Regions from separate parts of the Mus musculus genome. Here region 2 is linked to region 1. Evidence: chromatin contacts called from ENCODE Hi-C or POLR2A ChIA-PET data. All regions are on one chromosome and are shown on one strand. The core of a region is the stretch at or near the end of the contact, and the rest is flanking DNA. Distances in the headings are between cores, read along the strand shown. Region 1 holds the start of D230017M19Rik (RIKEN cDNA D230017M19 gene). Region 2 holds the start of Pecr (peroxisomal trans-2-enoyl-CoA reductase).

The links. Hi-C counts contacts between places; a loop is a spot of excess contacts on that map. ChIA-PET counts read pairs that join two places held with the same protein, here RNA polymerase II (POLR2A).
Region 2: a map of gastrocnemius shows a loop between it and region 1 (4-fold over the local background). The contact joins the promoter of Pecr here to the promoter of D230017M19Rik in region 1. A Hi-C loop is called at or near these places in 3 of 37 maps with a recorded cell type or tissue (gastrocnemius and heart). POLR2A ChIA-PET finds 5 or more read pairs at or near these places in 5 of 5 experiments (Patski and embryonic stem cell).

The regions. Positions count from the first base shown.
Region 1 is chr1:72,241,525-72,248,217 of GRCm38, reverse strand. It overlaps D230017M19Rik (RIKEN cDNA D230017M19 gene), which reads right to left and starts at 4,225. Exons shown (of 4, transcript NR_155355.1): 1 at 4,055-4,225. It overlaps Gm24497 (a small nuclear RNA gene), which reads right to left and starts at 4,005; the gene lies at 3,815-4,005.
Region 2 is chr1:72,280,869-72,287,755 of GRCm38, reverse strand. Pecr (peroxisomal trans-2-enoyl-CoA reductase) reads left to right here and starts at 3,435. Exons shown (of 8, transcript NM_023523.6): 1 at 3,435-3,663. The coding sequence starts at 3,540. Tmem169 (transmembrane protein 169) reads right to left here and starts at 3,383. Exons shown (of 3, transcript NM_175564.4): 1 at 3,290-3,383. It overlaps Gm51631 (a long non-coding RNA gene), which reads left to right. Exons shown (of 3, transcript XR_003947863.1): 1 at 1-53; 2 at 793-945; 3 at 3,008-3,258.

The DNA.
Region 1 (6,693 bases), core at 2,976-5,475:
TTAGTACTAAATAAGTAAATTCCTAGTTGAATTTTAAGTAGGGCGTTGGAACCCTGGCGAAGTTTGACTGAACAAATTTGAAATGCACTTTATTAAGAATAACACTGAATTGATATTCCTCCGCATTTTTGGATGACAGGCGGGAAACAGGGAGGAGGGGTATGACCGGCTCTGTAGTACAAGGCCAATTGGCTTATTTTGGGGTGGGAGGCTGTGAAGGGCTTGCCCTTCAGACAGTATGGTCTCCAACCTCTCTCCCCCTATTAATTAAGTTTAATAAGGCCACGCTTAACTGAGGTGATCAAATGATTTTCTCATCCATAGATGAGTGGGCTTGGGTGGACATTGACCTGATTCCTCCCGTGGGTGCTGTCACGACCCACACCTGTGGCTCTTGGTATCTTTGGGGGAGAGGGAGACTACACAGCTTTACTCATAATACCCAGAAACTGGAAACAACCTAAATATCCATCAACCGAAGAATGGATAAAGAAAATGTCACCGTGCATTCACAGAATGGAATATTATTCAGCTGTTAAAAACGATAATATTGGGCTGGTGAGATGGCTCAGTGGGTAAGAGTACCCGACTGCTCTTCCAAAGGTCCAGTGTTCAAGTCCCAGCAACCACATGGTGGCTCACAACCATCTGTAACAAGATCTGACACTCTCTTCTGGTGTGTCTGAAGACAGCTACAGTGTACTTACATATAATAAATAAATAAATCTTTAAAAAAAAACAATAATATTCAGCCAGGGCTACACAGAGAAACCCTGTCTTGAAAAAAAAAAAAAAAACCAAAAGACCAAAACAAAACAAAACAAACAGGCCGGGCGTGGTGGCGCACGCCTTTAATCCCAGCACTCGGGAGGCAGAGGCAGTCGGATTTCTGAGTTCGAGGCCAGCCTGGTCTACAGAGTGAGTTCCAGGACAGCCAGGGCTACACAGAGAAACCCTGTCTCGAAAAAACAAAAAACAAAAAAAAACAAAACAAAACAAAACAAAAAAAACAACAAAAAAAAAACAAACAAACAAATAACCCAATAAAATTGTGAAATTTGCAGGCAAATGGAACTAGAAAAAAAAATCTTGAAGGAGGTAACCCAGACCCAGAACCACAAACATGATATGTACTCTCTTATAAGTGGATATTAACTGTAAAGTAAAAGACAGTCCTACTGTGGTCCAGTGACCCAGAACAGCTAAGTAAGGAGGAGGGCTGAAGGCAGAGATGCAAGGTTCTCCCTGGGAAGGAAAAATAGAATAAATTTTGTGGGTGGGTGTGATGGTTTGTATATTCTTGGGCCAGGGAGCGGCACCACTTGAAGGTATGGCCTTGTTGGAATAGGTGTGTCACTGTGGGCATGGGCTTAAGATCCTCACCCTAGTTGCCTGGAAGTCAGTCTTCCACTAGCAGCCTTTGGATGAAGATGTAAAACTCTCAGCTCTGCCTGCGCCATGCCTGAATGAATGCCTGCGCCATGCCATGCTCCCACCTTGATGATAATGGACTTAACCTCTGAACCTGTAAGCCAGCCCCAATTAAATGTTGTTTTTATAAGACTTGCCTTGGTCATGGTGTCTGTTCACAGCAGTAAAACCCTAACTAAGACAGTGGGGGTGGCACAGGAGGGATCAGGTAATGGGGAGAAAATACTGGGAGAAAGGAGAGGATTTAGAGGACATTTCAAGGGGAGAGGTGGAAATCTAGTGCAATGGAAACTCCATGGAACCTGCAAGAATAGCCCTAGCAAGGACTCCTAGTAATGGTGACTCTCAGGGCCTGAACCAGCCATCTTCTGTAATCAGGCAAGGCCTCAAGTGGATGGATTGGGACACCAACCTAGCCACAAAACTTTCAACCCAAAGTTTATTATGTCTGTAGAATGTTCTGGGACTGGAGCCTAGCAGAAGGGACACCATGAGAACAGAGCTCACAGAATCAACTGACTGACACTCGTGGGGGCTTGAAGAGACCAGGGAGCCTGTAAGAGTCTGACCTAGGTCTTGCTGTGTATGCTATGGTCGTGTAGCCTGGTGTTTCGTGGAGGAATCATAACAGTGAGAGTGGGGGCTGTCCCTGACACTTACCTACTTGTGGGATGCTTTTTCCTACAAGATTGCCTCATCCAGCCTTGAGTAATGATATGTTCCTGGTCGTAATGTAGGTTGTTTATGCTGTGTTTGGTTGATGTCCTTGGGAGACCTGCTCTTTTTTGAGTGGAGGTGGGAGAGGGTGGATCTAGGGAGGACACGGGTTGGGACACTAGGGAGAGGACATCTGCAGTCCAGATAAAATATATGAGAGAATAAAATATATTTGACTTTATGTGTATGAGTGTGTTGCTTGCATATATGTCTGTGCGCCTGGTACCCATGGAAGTCAAGGTATTGGCTCCCAGACAGTGCCCTAACTTAACCTCTGAGCTATTTCTCAAGCTCCTAAACATTTATTTTCATCTTATTTTAAAATTATGCATGCAATGGGGTGGGGGTGGGGGTCGTATGTGCAGGCCATTGCCGGGTACCAGCTGTAGTTAATTTGATGTTGTTGTTGGCATTTTTCACTTTTTGATAACACATTGTAATGGGAACAGCTCCAAATTACTTTGCTTAATTCTTCAGGCTTAAACAATCGCCTGAGTTTGGACAAAATGGCAGCACTCTACCCATTCTTCTCAGGACAGTCACTAGAATTTATTTCAGGGGCTGGTGAGATGGCTCAGTGGGTAAAAGCACCCGACTGCTCTTCTGAAGGTCCAGAGTTCAAATCCCAGCAACCACATGGTGGCTCACAACCATCCATAACGAGATCTGACTCCCTCTTCTGGAGTGTCTGAAGTACAGTGTACTTACATATCATAAATAAATAAATCTTAAAAAAAAAAAAAAAAGGACTGACTGCTCTTGCGGGGGTCCTGAGTTCAATTCCCAGCAACCACATGGTGACTCACAACCATCTGTAATGGGATCTGATGCCCTCTTCTGGTGTGTCTGAAGGCAGGTACAGTACTCATATATGTACAATAAATAAATAAATCCTTTTAAAAATAATTTATTTCAGAAGAATCTAGGACTCTGACACAACTTCTGTCAGTGAATCATTATTTATAGGTTACTGTACAAAAATAACATACCTAGAGCGGGTCTTTGCTGTGAAAATCAGCATAGGCATAAACAGTCAACAAAATTTTAGCTTTCAGAAAAATTATGCAAGCCTAAGAGTTTTTAATGCCACCAGACTTACATAACTAGCAAGTGTTTTGTGACAGTAAGCTGAAAATAACTTGTCCATCTTAGTAACCTTACAGCCTCACAGCTCTTTCCAGATCAAAAGCTAGACATTATGTAGAATATTATGCAGCAATGTAGAGTGATGTGCAGTAAAACTAACAGGTTGGTAAGAAATCCACGTTGGCCTAATTTCTAGGTCTCTTATTAAACCAGCATTATTCCCCAGAGGGGAAAAAAAGAGATAAAAACCTTAGAGTCTTTCCCACCTAATCACAGTTATTGACCAGTGGATGGAAAGACTGTGTAAAAAAGTAAAGAAGCGAGCTGCTCTGCCTGAAAAGCCTGGTAGTGGAAATATGAAACCTGAATAATAATAAGAAAAGTAAAGCAATAGAAAAAGATCAACTGGCGGCAAGCAGGCGGACTTCCGAGTTAGAGGCCAGCCTGGTCTATCAAAGAGGGGTTAACGAGACCCGGGTAACTACAAAGTAGAAAAGAAGACAGAAAAAGTAACTGCAGCCTGTATTTACGAGCTATAATAGTCCTAAATGTCTTACATTTAACCAACATTGTTCCCCAGAGGGGTTGCACCGTTCCTGGAGGTACTGCAATACCAGGTCGATGCGTGGAGTGGACGGAGCAAGCTCCTATTCCAACTCCTAGTTCCAAAAATCCATTTAATATATTGTCCTCGGATAGAGGACGTATCAGATATTAAACTGATAAGAACAGATACTACACTTGATCTTAGCCAAAAGGCCGAGAAGCGATACCAAATACAGACCACGCAGCCATGCTCTGCGTCCGTGAGACACATTACCTTTGTGGTGACCGCTCGCAACCCTCACTTCCTGCCTCCCCCGCGGTTCCTTCCTCCTCCGATCCGCGTCTGCGCCCTCCACACCTCACTCCCACTCCAGCACCCACGGCTTCAGATTCAACGTCCACGACCCGGGCTCTCCCGGCGTTCCCGAGCGCGCACGCCGAGTATGATTTGCATGCCCCGCCCCCTCGCGAAGGGCGTGACAACACAAGCCCAAATTAGGCCTGTGCACGTCGCCACGCCCCTCGCGTGGAGGCAGGACGTGCAAATCAGCTCTTCCCCGCGGCCTCCGCGATTCACAGGCCGACTCACAGACTATTGCGGTTTGGAATCCACCGGAAATAGAAAGACCTGAAGGGGGCATGTCCACGGCCAGATGCACTGGATAAACTCTGAGGCAGGACGGTGGCTGAAGGGTGGACCTACTGCTCCTAGTTCGCGTTGTCTTAAGACAATCTTCCCTTGTTGAGAGGCTGGCTCCACAGGGAGTCTAGCAGGCTAGTGATTTTCTGTTAGGTGTTTTCACAATGTTGTCAAGGCAAACCTACTTAGGTAAAAACTGTAGTAAATCTTGACCAAAAAAAAAAAATGTCATATATTGAAATCCTTAATAAATTGTGTGATGTCTTTGAACTTTTCTACAGTTTTCAGGCTAAAAAATACCGATGGTTAACATCAAATGCAATAATAATGCAGGGATCGATGATGTTTGGCACGTGGGAGTGAAGAGTGGACAGTCACTACTCTTATTAGCTCCTTGGTACCCAGAACCTTAGATCATTTTCAGTTTAAGGACAGACATAATCCTGAGAGGAATTTACCCCGAAGAGCTGTAGGCTCTGGGCTGGTTCTGTGCCTCTTTGAGTGTTATAGGGAATAAAGCTGGGTAGGATGCTTTCCAACCACTGCCACTGGAAATTGCAGAATGGAGGACCAGATCAGGCAAAGCCTAAACTATATGAGACCCAGCCTCAAGTAAAAGACAATCTGCCAAATATAAAGGGCAAAATACTAAAAGACCAAACTTCTAAATGTGTTTATGTGTAAGTACTCAATATTGTAGGATTTGGGCTTAGAGTTGCCCCCAAGGCTTTGGGACCTCTTATGCCAAACACAAACACCATCCTGATACATCCTATTACAGAGATTTTGTTGTGTTTTCTTATATTTGTAACTTTAAATCACTTTGTAACCATCAACTACTTAATGGATTGTCATTAGCATTTAAATCCTTTAGGTAAAGGTACCAGTGATGGTTTGAATAAGAATGGCCCCCACAGACTCATATATTTGAATGCTCAGTCACCAGGCAGTGGAATGTTTGAAAGGATTACAAGGGTTAGAAGGTGTGGCCTTGTTGGTGGAAGTGTGTCACTGGGTGTGGTCTTTGAGGTTTCAAAAGCCCATGCCAAGTCCAGAATCTTTTTCTGCCCGTGCTCCAGGAATTCGCTCTCAGCTACTGTTCCAGAGCCTACCAGCATGCTTCCCACCACACCATGATGAGATTGGGCCACATCTCTGAAACTGTAAACCCGCCCCAATGAAATGACTTTTCTTACAAGAGTTGCGGGGCGGTGGTGGCACACGCCTTTAATCCCAGCACTTGGGAGGCAGGTGGATTTCTGAGTTCAAGGCCAGCTTGGTCTACAGAGTGGGTTCCAGGACAGCCAGAGCTACACAGAGAAACCCTGTCTCGAAAATCAAAAAAACAAAACAAAACAACAACAAAAAAGAGTTGCCATGGTCATGATGCAGCAACAGAACAGTCACTAAGATTGTATGCCATTAATTTTTTTTAATCCTCTGCTGGGATTAAAGGAGTGCACCACCACGCCTGGCTGTGCCATTAATTTTTGCTTAATTTTTGTCAGATACCTCAATGAGACCTTGGAGGGCACGGGATACTTACTATTGTAGGGCTAACCTTGCAGAGGTGGGAAACGATTTGAGACCAGATACATGTGATCATTATTCTTGCCAGTACTGGCCAGTGTACTCATTTATAATAATAAATAAAACTTTGGGCCAGAGTGAGCAGGGACTGAGCAAGTGGGTGGACCGGAGCAAGCACGGTTGACAGGAGCAAGCAGAGGTCCTAAAATTTAATTCCCAACCTCCACATGCAGGCTCACAACCATCTGTACAGCTACAATGTACTCATATACATAAAATAAATAAATAAATCTTTAAAAATACAATAAAATGGGAATACTGGATACACCTCTGTAGTTAACAATGGGTTTATATTGGGCCAGGCATGTGGTGCATGCCTTTAATCCCAGCACTCGGGAGGCAGAGGCAGGTGGATTTCTGAGTTCGAGGCCACCCTGGTCTATAAAGTGAGTTCCAGGACAGCCAGGGATATACAAAGAAAACCTGTCTCGAAAAACCAAAAAAACAAAAGCAAAAACAAACAAACAAAAAAACAACAACAAAACAAAGGGTTTACAAAGATGTTGTAGAGGTTTAAAACATGGAAAAGACAGGGCTGAGGTAAGGACAAAGGACACACTACACTAATCAGAGCATGAATTTTTCAAGGCACATATAGACATTTAAGGTTCATATGTGTGTGGAGGACAAAAAAAAAAAAATACTCGTGCACACAGATAAACACTGGAAATGCCAGGAAACTT
Region 2 (6,887 bases), core at 2,186-4,685, 40 kb before region 1:
TACAGAGTGTGGTCAGGGGCACCCTGGGCAACTAAGGAGAGCCCTTGCTTGAGGTAAGAAATTAAGAGGGCTGGAAATACAACTCTGTGGGAGAGTCCATACTTCTTATACATAGGCCCTTTTGCCTCATACACATACTAAGGCCATTGGTTCAATCCCTAGTAAAGAGGAAACAAATAAACAACACTGAGGCTGATTCTGCACCATCTGTCTGCAAAGAAAACAGTTCATGGAAGCAGGGGTGGTTGCTTGTTTATAAAGACCTTGTACGCTGCTCCTTACCGTAAGAGCTGAAGATTGGATCCTTTATTTGGTTTCTGCCCTACCTAATGTGATAAGTTCTTCTCCCACCGTCCACCCCCTCCTCTCCTATGCTACAATGGAAGACTGAACAAAGACAGGGAAACCCAAGCACCCCCTTGCCTGAGCTGTCTTCCCCATGTCTGGTACACAAGAACTCAGGGAGTGCCATACTGACTGAACACTCATAAGTGAGCTGCCTCATAAGTGAGGGCTCTTGCTTGGAGGCACGAGCAGAGTTAGATGCCTTACTGGTATTCCTGCTACACAGATTCTGTGAGTCTGTGTGTTGACTGTCAATCGGAGCCAGCAGCTGTTTTGCAAGGGGGTTGGGGGGGAGCTAACGAGGAAAATGGGGAGGGGGAGGGGGAGGGTCAGGGAGCTGGGTGAACAGCAAGAGCATCTCAGAAGAGAAAGGAAGCCACTGCTAATGGCCTGTGACAGCACAGGGGGTGTGGATGGATCACTGTGACAGCAAGCTCTCTTCGCCAGGACAAAGGAAGCAGCTGCAGCAGAATATAGAGATTAGCGCTGGATTTGGCCCAAGAAGTCACCAAAGCAGCATGGTGGTGGTCTAGGGTGAGGCATGGACCAGGGGCCAGGACTCAAATCTGAAAATAAAGGACTTCCAGGTGAAATTGCCAGGTGTGGTGATTTTTCAGGGGCTAGGAGGATCTTAAAACCCGGGCGGCGGGAGGCCGAGACAAAGAGAACATATCTCTTTATTTTAAACCAAGGAGCCCTTGGAGAGATCCCACACCCCTGAACCACAGGTTTTAACAGAATTGAGGGAAAGAACTGACTGCTCAGCTGCAAAATCCCTGCAGCTGAGAGATGGCACCTTGTCATGCCCATTGGACTTAACTGCCTCCCATCCCCAGTCAGTTCTCATTAAGAGTACCTGCCTCAGTCTGTTCAGTGACCTCTCTCTCTCTCTCTCTCTCTCTCTCTCTCTCTCTCTCTCTCTCTCTCTCTCTCTCTCTCTGCACATTTGAGAGAGATGGAGGTTTAGCTCGGCTCTGTGGAGGAACTCGAGTGCAAGCTCCGTGGTTGGATCTTCAGCATGGCAGAAGAACAAACAACATAGATCACTTTGCCCTTGGGAATCACATAGCTGGGAACTGTATTTTTCTGAAACAATTCTTCAACATCTCTATTTAAATGTATTTTTAGGGGACTGTGGAGATGGTCCAGCAGGAAAGGGTACTAATTTCTGTGCAAGGATTAAGACCCCAGTCAAATCCCCAGAACCCTGGCTAAGCCAGACAGGAGGATGTCTGTGACTCCCACCAGTTAAAGGGGGCAAGCTCCTGGTTCAGTGAGAGACCCTGTCTCAAGGGATTATAGGGCTGACAATGCTAAAGAAGGATATCCAGCAATCTCCTCTGGCTTCAACAGGAACACACATACACACACAAATACACCACACACACACACACACACACACACACACACACAAAAGAATTATTTTTAAAAAGAGGTTACAGTGGTGCCATTTTTTAATGTGTTCATGATCACATAACTGACATAAACAGACGGCTACCAGAGCTCTTGATGGACTTCCCAGACAAAAACAGCCAGAGAGCTTTAGCTCTTCCTTTCTGCGTGCTGGTTGGAATCCATCAGCAGCTAAGCTGGAGAGGGAAGTGCTTCTAAAAAGAGGTCAGAGAAGGCCAGGGAGGTGGAGGGCCTAGAGGTGCTCTCAGAACTGCAGTCTGGCTGGTGCGAGAGACCCAGTGTCTAACTTCACTTCTCTCTGTGAATTTTTTAAGTAGTGGCTCCAACCGCCACCTCCCCAAACAGACACAAATGGCATTTGTTGACTGGAAAAGGGAAAACAGAGCACCCCCGGCAAAGTTAGAAAGACTGTTGTCCTGGATTAAGACCAATGACCTAGCATAGTCCGACATAAGGAAAGAGATAAACAGAAAAGAGCTAAGAGGGCAAGGCTGCTGCTGCTGCGCTTGATGATGGGGTTCAATCCCTGGTGGCACCCATACGGTACAAGAAGAGAACTGACTCCTGCAATTCGTCTTCTCACACACACACACACACACACACACACACACACACACACATATGTAATGTTAATTTTTAAATGAACAAACAGAAGGGCAGGGCATGGTATCCCATGCCTTTAATCCCAGCATTCAGTAGGCAGAGGCAGGGGGAATCTCTTAAGTTCCAGGCCAACCTGATCTACATAGTGAGTTCCAGGACAGCCAGGGCTATAGAGAGAGAGACCTTGTCTCAAAAAAAAATTAATAATAATAATTAATTCAAAACAAACAGAATGTGAACAATAAATTGTTCCTTGGAACCAACTGGGAGCTGATAAGTTCCTTGCTGAAGGTAGGAGCTAAAAGGCAGGTTCCAAAACCATAAACCTAGAAATGAATCTTACAAGAACCATGCAACGATTCATCTTTATCTGCTGCTATATAACCCAGATGAAACGGACCAGGTCTCAAATCTATGGAAGGGTGCTTTTTTTTTTCATTTCTGGGTGGGGCACTGAGAATGAGGTGAGGGTGGCCTAAAATCATTTTGTTTAATCATTCATTATTTAGGCTCTGTGGATAACTGCAACTGTGTGCCCTCTCCTGCCCCACCCCCTCCTCCCTTTCGACTCCCTCCCTGAAGAAGAAGGGATCTGGGACCTGGATGGCTTCCCTTCAGCTAACCTAAGCCTTTCCCCACTTCCTAGCCCTCTGCACACAGCTGCTGAAGCCCAGACAGCCAGATGTCTGTTGCAGATCGGTACTGCGAGGGCCCAGACCTGCAGCCTTTCTCTACACAGATGCTCTGGAGATGTAATTTTAATTAACGGTGGGAGCTATGGCCCCAAGGATTGGATTTTCAGAACAGAAAATATCCTTCCCATTTCGTTCTTTCTCACTCTCTTTTCATTCCTCTGTCGTTTCCCCCCAATGTCACCGACATTTAAAAATAAATATGAAAAAAATCGAACGAGGAGTCTCACCCACACCTTCACTGGGACCCAGGAGGGAAGCTGAGGATGCAGACGGCTGCGGGCGGCCGCCAGGAGCGGTCCAGCTCTGGGAGGAGGCCTAGCGCGCCGCGAAGGCGGGGCCTGGGCGGGGCCTGAGGCGGGACCACGCGGACTTAGGGGCGGGGTCTGTTTGGTTACGTGGCCAAGGACTGCTACTAATAGAGCTACTTCTGAGGAACACGTGGTCTAGCTTTAGCAAGAACTCAGAGACAGACACTTTGTGGCCATGGGCTCTTGGAAGACTGGTCAGAGCTACCTAGCGGCCGGGTTGCTGAAGAACCAAGTGGCCGTGGTCACCGGCGGGGGCACAGGCATTGGAAAAGCCGTCTCCCGGGAGCTCCTGCACCTGGGTACGTGAGCAGGCCTCTGGGGCTGGGCTAGTGTCCGCAGAGGTCCAGCTCGGGTAAACTGGGTTCAGAGACAGAGGGGAGTGCTGGCGGACCGGGAAGAGGTTGCAAAGCTCCGGTCTGCAGAGCTGAGCAATGAGGGAAAACGAAATAACAGAGGTTTTATTCCGAATAGCCGAGAAATGTTGAGAGGCCCTGATCAGATTTTCTTCTCACGTCCCCTGTGCTAAAAGCAAGAAAAAGGAAAAGTTATTAAACTTAGAATGATCACGTAAACACACGCACAAGGAAGCCATCAAGAAGAAAATAGTTACATTTAATATTTAAATATGTGAGAATGTGCATCTTCTTTGGGTTTACTTTTTTTTGTTATTTTGTTTTGTTTTTTTTGTTTTTTTCTAGACAGGGTTTCTTTTTATTAGCCCAGGCTGTCCTGGAATTCACTTTGTAGACCAGCTGGCCTCGAACTCAGAAATCCGCCTGCCTCTGCCTCCCGAGTGCTGGGATTAAAGGCGTGCGCCACCATGTCCGGGTTTTGGGTTTACTCTTAACCCAAAGCAAACTGTTCCCAGGTGGTGGTGACATATGACTTTAATTCCAGCACTCAAGAGGCAGAGACAGGTGGATCTCTGTGAGTTTCAGGCTAGCCTGGTCTACAGATCGAGGTCCAAGTCAGTCGAGGTTTCACAAAGAAACCCTGCCTCGAAGATGTGGGTAAGAAGGAAGAGTGCAAAGTTTATAAAGGCATATTTGAAAAGTATTTCCAACACGACGCTTGTATTGTGCAAAGAGCTTTGACAAGTAGATTTTTTTTAAAGATTTTTAAAATTTTATTTTATGTATATGAGTACACTGTAGCTGTCTTCAGACACACCAGAAGACAGTATCAGATCCCATTACAGATGGTTGTGAGCTACCATATGGTTGCTGGAAATTGAACTCAGGACCTCTGGAAGAGCAGACAGATCTCTTATCTGCTGAGCCGTCTCTCCAGCCCTGACAAGTAGATTTTTAAAAATCTGACATCAAGTGGAACAAATGAGAAATGATTTGGCCTTGACATTCCATGCTGAACTAACACAAGAAATAAATACATGGAGAAATGATTGACTTTATCTTATCAGCAGTACACTGCAAAAAAAAAAAACAAGACAGTATTGCAGTTTGCACTTTACCATTACTTCCAGCCTGTCTTCCACCAGGAAACTTCCCCTGGGAGGAGGAATTATTAAAAAAAAAAAAAAATCAACCAGTACCTGTTTAGTACAAAGGTCAGGATCTTGGCCTCTGTCAGCAAATTTGCAGAACCTTGGTTCCTCTTCTGTGGATTGCTAGTTGTTGAACCTCTTTTTGAGTAAGTTTGCATTGGGCAAACACTACACCAGTTCTGGGGTCGGCCAACAGAGTATTGTGGCATGACTGTAAATATAAGGCCACTCAGCCCTGGAGATGCTGTGAGAGTCCTGGGGTATGTCCCTAGGGAAATACTTCCTACACCTAAAAGAGAAGTGAACATTGTACTGCTGTATTTATCATTGGATTGCCTTCCATGAGAGAATATGGGAAAAAAAGTTCTTTTAAAGTTTTGTTGTATTTTTAATTATATATGTGTATTGGGAGGCAGAGGAGGGCCTGTGAGTGGGAGTACAGGTGCCCATGAAGGCTGGAAGTGGCAGATCCCCTGGAACTGGAGTGTGAGCCACCCAGTGTGCGTGGTGAGAGCCAAGCTCATGCCCTCTGCAAGAGAAGCACAAGCTCTCTTAAGCTCCGGGCTATCTCTCCAGCACCAAGTATGTGAAATACTCTCTCCTATGGCTTTTTCAGTCTTTGTTGTTGTTTTTTTGCTAACGCCAGAATTAATGGCTGTTTTCTGTTGTTATGTCAACCCAAATTGGACAGTAGACTATTATAAAGCATTAGCCGAGAGCTGGCAGGAAGGCTTAGTGGATGAAGGTGCCTGCGGCCAAGCCTGATGGCCTAAGTTCAATCCTCAGAACAGGAATGGGGGAAGGAGGGGACTGAGTTCCACGAGTTACCCAACCTCTGCACAAGCACCAGGCCCCCCCCCCCCCCACACACACAGATAAATTCTTTAGTAAAGTGTTAGCTGGTCTGCCTTCCTCAGATATATAGGCTATCAGAACGTCTTAACAACTGTTACAGGTGTCCCTGGCACAGCACAGCACAGCATAAAGGAGACCTAGCAGCGACCGTGAGCTAATGCTATGCAAAACAAACTGGTCATCTTTGGGGGGGGGGGGGAATTACAAATGTCTCCTTACCTTTGTTGTTGTTGTTAGTGTTGTTGTTGTTGTTGTTGTTGTTGAAAAGTCTTTCATTTCTAGTTACAGACATGTACTGGGGTGGAGGAAGGCTGTGCTATAACCACACCAGGCTAGTGTTGGTAGGAAGGGGTTGGTCAGAAGTGCCAGTGTCATCTGGAGGGAGTTGGGGATGGGGTGAATGTGCCCAGAATACGTTCTAGGAGTTCCCCCGAGTAAATAAAAGCAGGAGTTGAAAGGGTGCAAAGTTTCAATTAGGAAGGATAACGTCTGGCTGGCTGTTGCCCATAGTGCTTATTAAATGCACAGTTACTAAGACTGTGTTGTACGGAGGCACCTGCTGCCGAGAATTCCTAGGACCTACATGGTGGAGAGGGCAGATTCCTGGAAGCTCTGACCTCCACATGGGTGCTGTGACACACACACACACACACACACACACACACACACACACACATTGAACAAATGTAATAAAAGGAAGTAATATAGTTAATGTTTCAAAATTGCTAGAAGACTTTTTTTGTTTGGTTGGTTTCTTCTTTTCCTTTATAGCTTTGGCTAGTCTGAAAGTCACAGAGATTCACCTGCCTCTGCCTCCTGAGTAGTGGGATTAGATTCAAGAGTCACTACATCTGGTCTTTACTTTACATTTAACTGACAATTAAATTATCTGTACTGAGAATTGAACCCAGAGCTTTGTGCATGATCAGCAAAGTTCTTTACCACCTGGATACGTCCCCAGACCTCTCTTTAAAAACAAAGCAACAATAACAAAACCTTTTTATTTGAAGTCTGGCCTTCTCACTCTGTAGCCCAGGCAGCCCTGGAATTGGTGATTCTCCTGCCTCAGCCACCTGAGTAGCTCAGATTATAAGCTAGAACACCAGGCCTGCTTTAAGGATACTTTACCTATCATCTACCTATCGCAGAGGAATGGCTAAGTAT